Linked DNA regions of Homo sapiens: regions 1 and 3 are each linked to region 2. Evidence: chromatin loops called from intact Hi-C (ENCODE). Cell type or tissue: Calu3. All regions are shown on one strand.

Region 1 (2,500 bases), 300 kb after region 2:
TGGGCTTTCTAAGTATATAATTTTGTTCATGAAAAATAATGATAATTCCCCTCCTTCCAATGTTTATTCCTCTTATTTCTAATCTTATTTTGAGAACTAGCCAGAATATTCTGAAAACTGTTATTTAATATTTATGATGGGACAATCTTTTCTTTATCTTTTTGAATTTTAATGGAAACGCCTTTGGTGTTTCACCATCAGACATGATGTTGGCTCTTGGCTAAAGAGAGATATACTTATTAAGAAATTAGCCCTTTTTGGCCAAAATTTTAAAGAATTTTAAAATATTAGTCAACATTGAGTGTAGAATTTTAAGCTACTCTTTAAAGCAACCAAAATAGGTTTGAAATATATTTTAATATAACTTGAATGTGTCCAATTAAATTAAAACCCTTTTATAAGTAGTACACAGTTTAATTTTCTATAACACGTAGAAAATTTATAATAAACTGCAATGTGCAGGTACTACAGGAAGTTTTCGCTCCACTCTTTTATTTAAGCTTAAGTAATAACTCAAATTCATGCTTTTTAATATTATGCTTATTCGATTAGTTTTGAATTTCTGTCACAATTTTTTTCCCTGTATGTTACAATACATCACAGTTGATTAATGCAGAAAGCTCTGACAGATATTTTAGTGGGTTGATTTGTACCTCTTAATGTTTGAAATTTATATATTTGGTTGACAGCCTGGCTAAGGCAATAAAATACTGAGAAGTAAAAATACAAGCTCATTCTTAGTTAACATATGTTTTCTGTATCAGCATCATAAAATTCCACATTTGCAAATTTTGTTCATATGCTGAAGTTTTATTGGAAGTAAGAAACTGTTGTCATATGGATTTCTCTGAGTTAAAAAGTGAAACTCTAAAGACCTAGTTTTCTGCACAGCAGTATACAAATTCGGCTAAACAGTTTTCTTACAATTATGTAAAAATAACAAACTAGGCTTAGAGGGAAACAGACTGAAAGGAAATGTACCAAAATGTGTTTCCTTTCTCTCATGTCTCAGCCTAGGGGTACTATCCTCCCGGCAGTCTCTGTTGACGCTCTAACTGGATTGGGCGCCCCTCCTATGTGCTTCTGGCCCCTTCTTCCTCTGTCACACTGTGGTAGTGGTGCATGGCAGGCCATCTCCCCCAGGTACTGTCAGTTCTAGGAGTGAAGGGACTGCTTTGTGCATGTCCTCATCATCTGTCTATTGCTCAGTTAACATCTGCATGGGGAATAGATTCATGAATGAATGAATGTGTGGATGTTTGGGTGTTACACTATGGACATTCACAAAACATTAATAGCTCAAAATTTGTGTTTCTATTTTCCAAATTCCCTTTAACATACACATTTTACAATGTTTGGTTTTCACGTGAACGACAACGTCAAAGGCAAGCATCAGAATAGCAGAATATGTTGAAAAGAGACTTGTTTTTTTCTTTCTGAGATGCAATTTTTATCCCAGTACCACCAGCCATGAGGGTGGTATATTGAGTATTTCCTGCTTTCTGCTCTGGTGGGACCACACTGCCTGGCCCTCTTGTGGTGGGGTAGGATAAGGCCATGTTACTTGTTCTTACAAGAGAGATGTAGGAGGTAATAATAGCACATGTCACTTCCAGGTCAAAGTATTGCTGGTGTGAGCCCCTCCAGAGTTTACTTCCCCTTAGCCACAGTGACCAGAATATTCCAGATATTGCTGTCAGCCAGGTCTCAGCGTGAGAACCACATGAATGAGAGTTCCCTGTCAAATGGAGATGGATGTGTTCTGTGAGCGAGCAGTTAACCTTTGTAATGTAAAGTCACTGAGATCTGGGGAGTGCCTGTTACTGAATGATAAGTTAGCTTTTCCCAATTGGTACTGTGTGGCAAACTTTTCTTCCTTATGCCTTATTCAGAGATAGTCGCTGAGTTCTACAAACTAGTAAACTAAGCACAGAAAAATTAACTCTCTCTCTAAAGATGGAATACAGTATAAATGCTGAAAGATTAAAAAAGGAAGTACTTCTGCTTTGCAACCCCAGTACCAAGTTGGAATGCCTTGTAGGCTTATGTCCTGAGGCTTTCATTTTTCTTTCCCTCCGAGCCAGTTAGACCAACGATGTTACCTAATTGGTTAGTAATTAGATGCAGTTCTTGACTGTGACATTTGGGGTCTTTTGAACATTTTCTATTTAAGTCCAGTGGTTGCAATATCGGGAAAAAAAAAAAAAAAACAGAATGTGGCCAATCATATTACCTCAGGGTTTGTTTTTTTTTTTTAGCCCTAAATGTCAGTAGCTAGATTGATACATATCACTTTCTGAAGTACAGGCTGTAAAACTAGGAGTTATAAATGTCAGTTTTGATGTGTGTTTTAGTGGCTTCAAACATCCCCAGTGGAGGAAACAAGCAGGCTGTTACTATGGAAGTTCCTTGTATTACACAGGGACCTACCAGGACTGGCAGTAATTGGTAACACTTGGAAAATCTATGGGGAAAGCAGTTCCCAGATCACTGAAAAAAT
Region 2 (2,500 bases):
AATGAGCTGACAGCATGTCAGCTTATGACCTCTAATATGTAACATAGGAAGGGCTTGAATTTTCACAAAAACTTTATCAATAAATTCATGAACGCAAAGAACATGTAGGTGACAAGAGGAAATACAATTATAGAAAACATAAAATGTGTAATCACACATATATCATGCAAGGTACAAATTTAAAAACATGTTACCACTAGATACCCAATAAATGACCCCAAATTTTTTTAAAGATGGCAATGCTCCAAGTTGACAGGTCATAGTGAAAGCTTTTACACATTGATAATAACAATGTAATTGATATAACCTTTTAGAAAATAATTTGAAAGTATTAAATATTGCTCAAGAGCCATGAAAAGATTGTACCCTTTGACCAACATCAGGAATTTATAGTAAGCCAATCATTCCAGTCAAAAGAGGGGATCTTTGTATAGTTTTTTTCTGCATACTGTTTACAATCAAGGAGGCTGGAAGCAACTTACATATACAGCAATAACAAAATAATCTTTCAAGAAGTTAGTACAAAATTGTATGCATGATAAAATGTATAAATATATATAAGTTTAGGAGGACAGAAAAATAAAAATGCTTTAATAATAGAGTGATAAAACTCCAGAACCATTTCCAATGTTCCAACATTATGCAATGAGAATATTTTACAATTATCGTTAGCATACCATGTATTAGGTCACATTCAGACATTAAAAAAACTTATTTTAAAATATGGAGCATGGTATAACGGGTGAGAACTCTATTACTGACTTGCTGGGTTGGAGAGTTACTTATCTTCTTAGGCTTCAGTGTTTTTTTTTTTTTCATTATAAAATGAAGCTACTAATAATACCTACGTCATAGTGTTGCTATGAGGGTGTAACTTTTGAATTTTTGTAAAGGGCTTGGAAAAGCTCCTGAACAAAATAAGTACTATATAATATTTGTTAAATAACTATATAAAAGTAGTAAAATTGGTGGCAGGGTGGTTAGTGCTTCAGGGAACCAGCTATGGACATTGGCTAATTGTTAACTTTTGACTCCTAACATGTTGGGCATATTTACCACAAAGTCTGAAATCTGCCGTTCATAGAATCAAAGGAATCGGGTCAATGAAACCTTTGGATAGAAGCCAGAACTAAGGAACAAGAGAAGCCACATTATTTTATCAGGAGCTTGGCAGACTCTGGCTGTTGAAAGACTAGAAGCCAGGGATGAGAAGTTTACAGGCTTACGGGTAACTAGGACTTAAAATAAGTCACCTATGCCAACAAATGGTCTCCTCTGTGATTCATACGTTAACAAGGATTTGCAGTGAAACAGTTTCAATTATTCTCAAAATGAGAAATAGGTCCCTAAAAAGGGGTTTGGGGGAAGTGGTGGTCGTAGTTTTTGGCCCTGCAACAGGGATTGTGGTGTTTTACATAGAGACCCGCGCCATTAGGACCCAGGGAACCTGTTTAACAAAAGGGCAAAACTGAGTTTGCCCAACAGAGTAACAGATATTGAACAAAACCAGAGGAGATGATGGTAAAATATAGCAAGGAATCGACCTGTTGTTATCTGCTACCACCAGCTGCAACTAGCCTGTAAGTCAATAGTTTGGGCAAAAGAACAGAAGGCAACTAACATTTACTGAGCCTCGATTAAACACCGAGCACTACGCTGGGCATTTCACTTAGGTTATCTTTGAATCCTCGCAATAGCCATGGACTAGGCATTATCCCCACTGATAGATGTGGGAACTGAGGAGTAATTGAACTTCCCTTAAGTGAGAAAATTAGATTTCAATCCAGGTTGGTCTAGGTCCAAAGCCTTTCCCACACACCACTCTATCTTTTCAGAATCAGAGAGGGAAGAGAGATGAAAAATATTAACAATGCAACCTCATACTCCAAAAATTCTAAGCTGCAAGTCTGCAGACCTGTTCTTTGGTCTGGCTTTCCTCCTAACTGCTCAGGGAAATTGAGCAAATAACATCATTTTTCAAGTCTTGGTTAATTCATTTGAAAAATATCTGAATTGTGTCCATTCAAATTGATAAATATTGAAAGCCTAACTCCCAATGTGACTGTATCTGGATATAGGGTCTTTAGGAGGTAACTGTGATTAAATGAGGTTGTAAAGATGGGGCCTTAATCCGACAGGACCTGTGGTCTTACAAGAGGAAGATGGCCAAGTGAGGACACAGTGAGAAGGCAGCCAGCCATCAGCAAGCCAGGAAGAGGGCCCCCACCAGAATCTGAGCACGCTGGCACCCTCATCTGAGACTTTCAGCCTCTAGAACTGTGAGAAAATAAATTTCTGATGTTTAACCTACCCAATCCATAGTACTTTGCTATGGCAGCCTGAGAAGATTAAGACTAAGTGGTTCCAAATAAGAACCACTGGATTATGTAGCATCCAAGTATCTTTTACCTCTCAAATTATGTAATACCCTCTGGTACTGTGAACATGGAAGAATCCACATTCACACAGACAGGATGAGGACACAGAGGAAGGTGGTCCT
Region 3 (2,500 bases), 200 kb before region 2:
GGACTTTCTCGCCATCAGTTGTGGAAAACAGTAGTAAAATATGTCCTTCACAAGCTACCAAACTGCAACAATTGAAGAGGTGGTTGCATGGGGAATAACTGCTTTTCCCTGAAAAAGCTGATGATACGGAGTTTGTGTCATTACTTTTAAGTGGCACCACATAAGGACAGAGGATTTTAACTCATCGGTTGGTCAACATGCCCCCAAAGATGACCTCTTTCACCTTGCTCAGATCTACTCTACACCATCCAACAAACATCTCACTCCTTCACCAGACAGCTCACTGTTTCATTTCCATTCAGTAACTTCTCCTTTCATCTGGCTCTGCTTTCAAAGATGTCTATGATTCATTTTACCTTGAAAAGCAAAAACATCACTTGTTTTTCAACACCGCAGCTTCTCTTGATTTTTCGTTGTAGAAACCGTGTACTAATCACTAAGCTCTTCACACAGTTCTCTCTCCAACGAGCTTCTCACAGCCTTTCCAACACTGTTCCCAGGTTTACCCAGATGGCTTTTCCTTCTCTCCCTCCTTACACACCTCCTCCCATCTCCATTTCAAAATCTCCTTGGAGAGGTAGTGTGCGTTGACACAAAGTCTTCAGATAAATACTTAAGTGTCAAACTGTTTTGGTCATTATTTGTCAGCTGTCATTTAGTTCAATATTAGGCAACAGAAAAATAGCACAAACATTAATTTAGATGCAGTCAACCCGTACCCCTGGGTGCTGAGTGTGTACTGATGGAAAATTACACGCCAACACACACAAAACTGCTTGCCTTTAACGACTCCTTTCTCTGTGGCCAAAGGGGGTCACCTTGTGTAAGCACCTTACACTCAGCAAATGACGTCAATAATTAAGAAGTGCCTAAATTATGCTGATAACTTTCAGTCTTAAAAAAGGAAATTAAAACTAAGAAAGTGATCAAATTAGTGCTCATTCAAAAAACTTAAAAGCTGTTTTTGACCTCTACAGAAAAGACACCACAGGTTTTTAGAAGACCATGGACACATTGTACTCTGAATTATAATTATTGCTCCTGCGCAACAAATTAGGAAGGTGGGAAAGTTAAATAAGCAGCTTGCACTGAAATGAAATCATCTGACTCATTTGTTTTGAGGCACAATTCAGTTCAAGAGAAATGGGAAAGTGTTTTTAAAATTCCTATTTGGCACTCAGCATCCTATAGGAGGCGTTATGACACCATCAGATCCAGCTTAGCACCTGACAGGAGCCCTCTGGACTTAACACGATGCAAGTCCTGCCTCATCCAGCAGATGTCAACGGTCAACGGCATATCAAACTCCTTTAGCTGTTTTCAAAGTGGCACCCACCTGGACAGGAAAAAGCCTGCACAGAGTAGCAAAGGGAAGAAACTGTAAAAAGCACTGTGCCACATGCCAACTTAAACCATGCTACTAGCTCTAATTTCCTACCATTTGACAAAGTAACATGCAGAAACAAAGTGCTCTGGCCCCTTTCTCTTCCTTACCAAACCAGCCTGATGAAACACAAATTTGCTATCAGAAGATACATACTGACTCTCTCCCTTTAATAAAGCAGCATTTTGAACCCTTCTTGTAACTATCACAAGATAAAATGATGCCCTAGAAAATTCCAGAAATGCAGCAGACCTGGCAATCACATACGAAATTTGTGTTAATATTTATGACAATTATTTGTCACATTTAATGATTTTCCAGATGTTAGAGTACAAAATGTTTCTGGCAGACTTTAGAAGAGATCATTTCTTATTTTCATTTATTTGTGGAAACGTTTTAAGTGCAAGTGTAGAGGAGAGAAGGACAGGGGAGGTATATGAATATCCTAAGGCCTCTACCATATATATATCTTCCAAGTTAGATGTTGCTTGACGGCTCTTCCCTAGCAATCCACCACCAAATAATTAGATTAATAAACATTTCAGGAAAAGACTAAAGGAGAAGAGGTCTCCCTCCACAAAATTCTGTAGGTGTTGGTGAATACTTGCATGTGTACTTACCTCTATAGCTGCTTTTTTTTTTTTTGTAGAAGCAAAGGAAAATGATATTATGAACAATAAAGCTAGCTGCATACAAACAATTAAATATGTAAATATGACCAGATTTTTAACCATATGGCCGCTGAATGATACAATATACAACAAAATGTAAAAGGATTGCTTTGGAAAGGTGGCAGTTATGCCTTTTGGGTAACGGTGGGGCTACAATGGGTTGTACCTGTTCATGATAATCTTTCAACTAGAAACAGACATCATTCCTCACATATCTCCAGTTCTGTGTTTGCCTCTGAGAGTCACTTTCAGTGTCTGACCTATTCTAGGAACCTTTCACCTTATCACTCAATGGAATGAGAAGACAAAGCTCCCTGGGAAATGTCCACAATCACTTTTCCAAGCTATGTAATCAGAAAGGCACTAGACATGAATAAAACTTCATCTCCAGGAAATCTAAATCATAACCTCATATCTACATCCTTTTTCCCTCTGAATCTGAATG

Evidence for each region. A loop is a pair of places that touch in the nucleus more often than their neighbours do. Peaks named below come from ENCODE experiments on the same cell type or tissue, not always from the same donor. Only the 100,000 strongest peaks of a DNase experiment are listed, where the experiment ranks them.
Region 1: a loop joins it to region 2, with 6 times the contacts of the local background. A loop is called at or near these places in 13 of 110 quality-filtered maps.
Region 3: a loop joins it to region 2, with 8 times the contacts of the local background. A loop is called at or near these places in 4 of 110 quality-filtered maps.

Annotation. Positions count from the first base shown.
Region 1 is chr7:21,260,971-21,263,470 of GRCh38, reverse strand. No RefSeq gene overlaps it. Among named protein-coding and RNA genes, the nearest start is that of SP4, 170 kb to the left of the region's middle. RefSeq lists an enhancer at 1,430-2,155. In Calu3, a CTCF peak has its summit at 1,539; a DNase peak (open chromatin) is centred at 1,540.
Region 2 is chr7:21,564,921-21,567,420 of GRCh38, reverse strand. The region is part of intron 6 of DNAH11 (dynein axonemal heavy chain 11); the gene reads right to left. All of the region lies in intron 3 of LOC105375183 (a long non-coding RNA gene), which reads left to right. Among named protein-coding and RNA genes, the nearest start is that of DNAH11, 23 kb to the right of the region's middle. In Calu3, no CTCF peak of the experiment used is centred here; a DNase peak (open chromatin) is centred at 1,130.
Region 3 is chr7:21,766,241-21,768,740 of GRCh38, reverse strand. The region is part of intron 55 of DNAH11 (dynein axonemal heavy chain 11); the gene reads right to left. Among named protein-coding and RNA genes, the nearest start is that of CDCA7L, 180 kb to the left of the region's middle. In Calu3, a CTCF peak has its summit at 1,276 (motif pointing right); a DNase peak (open chromatin) is centred at 1,250.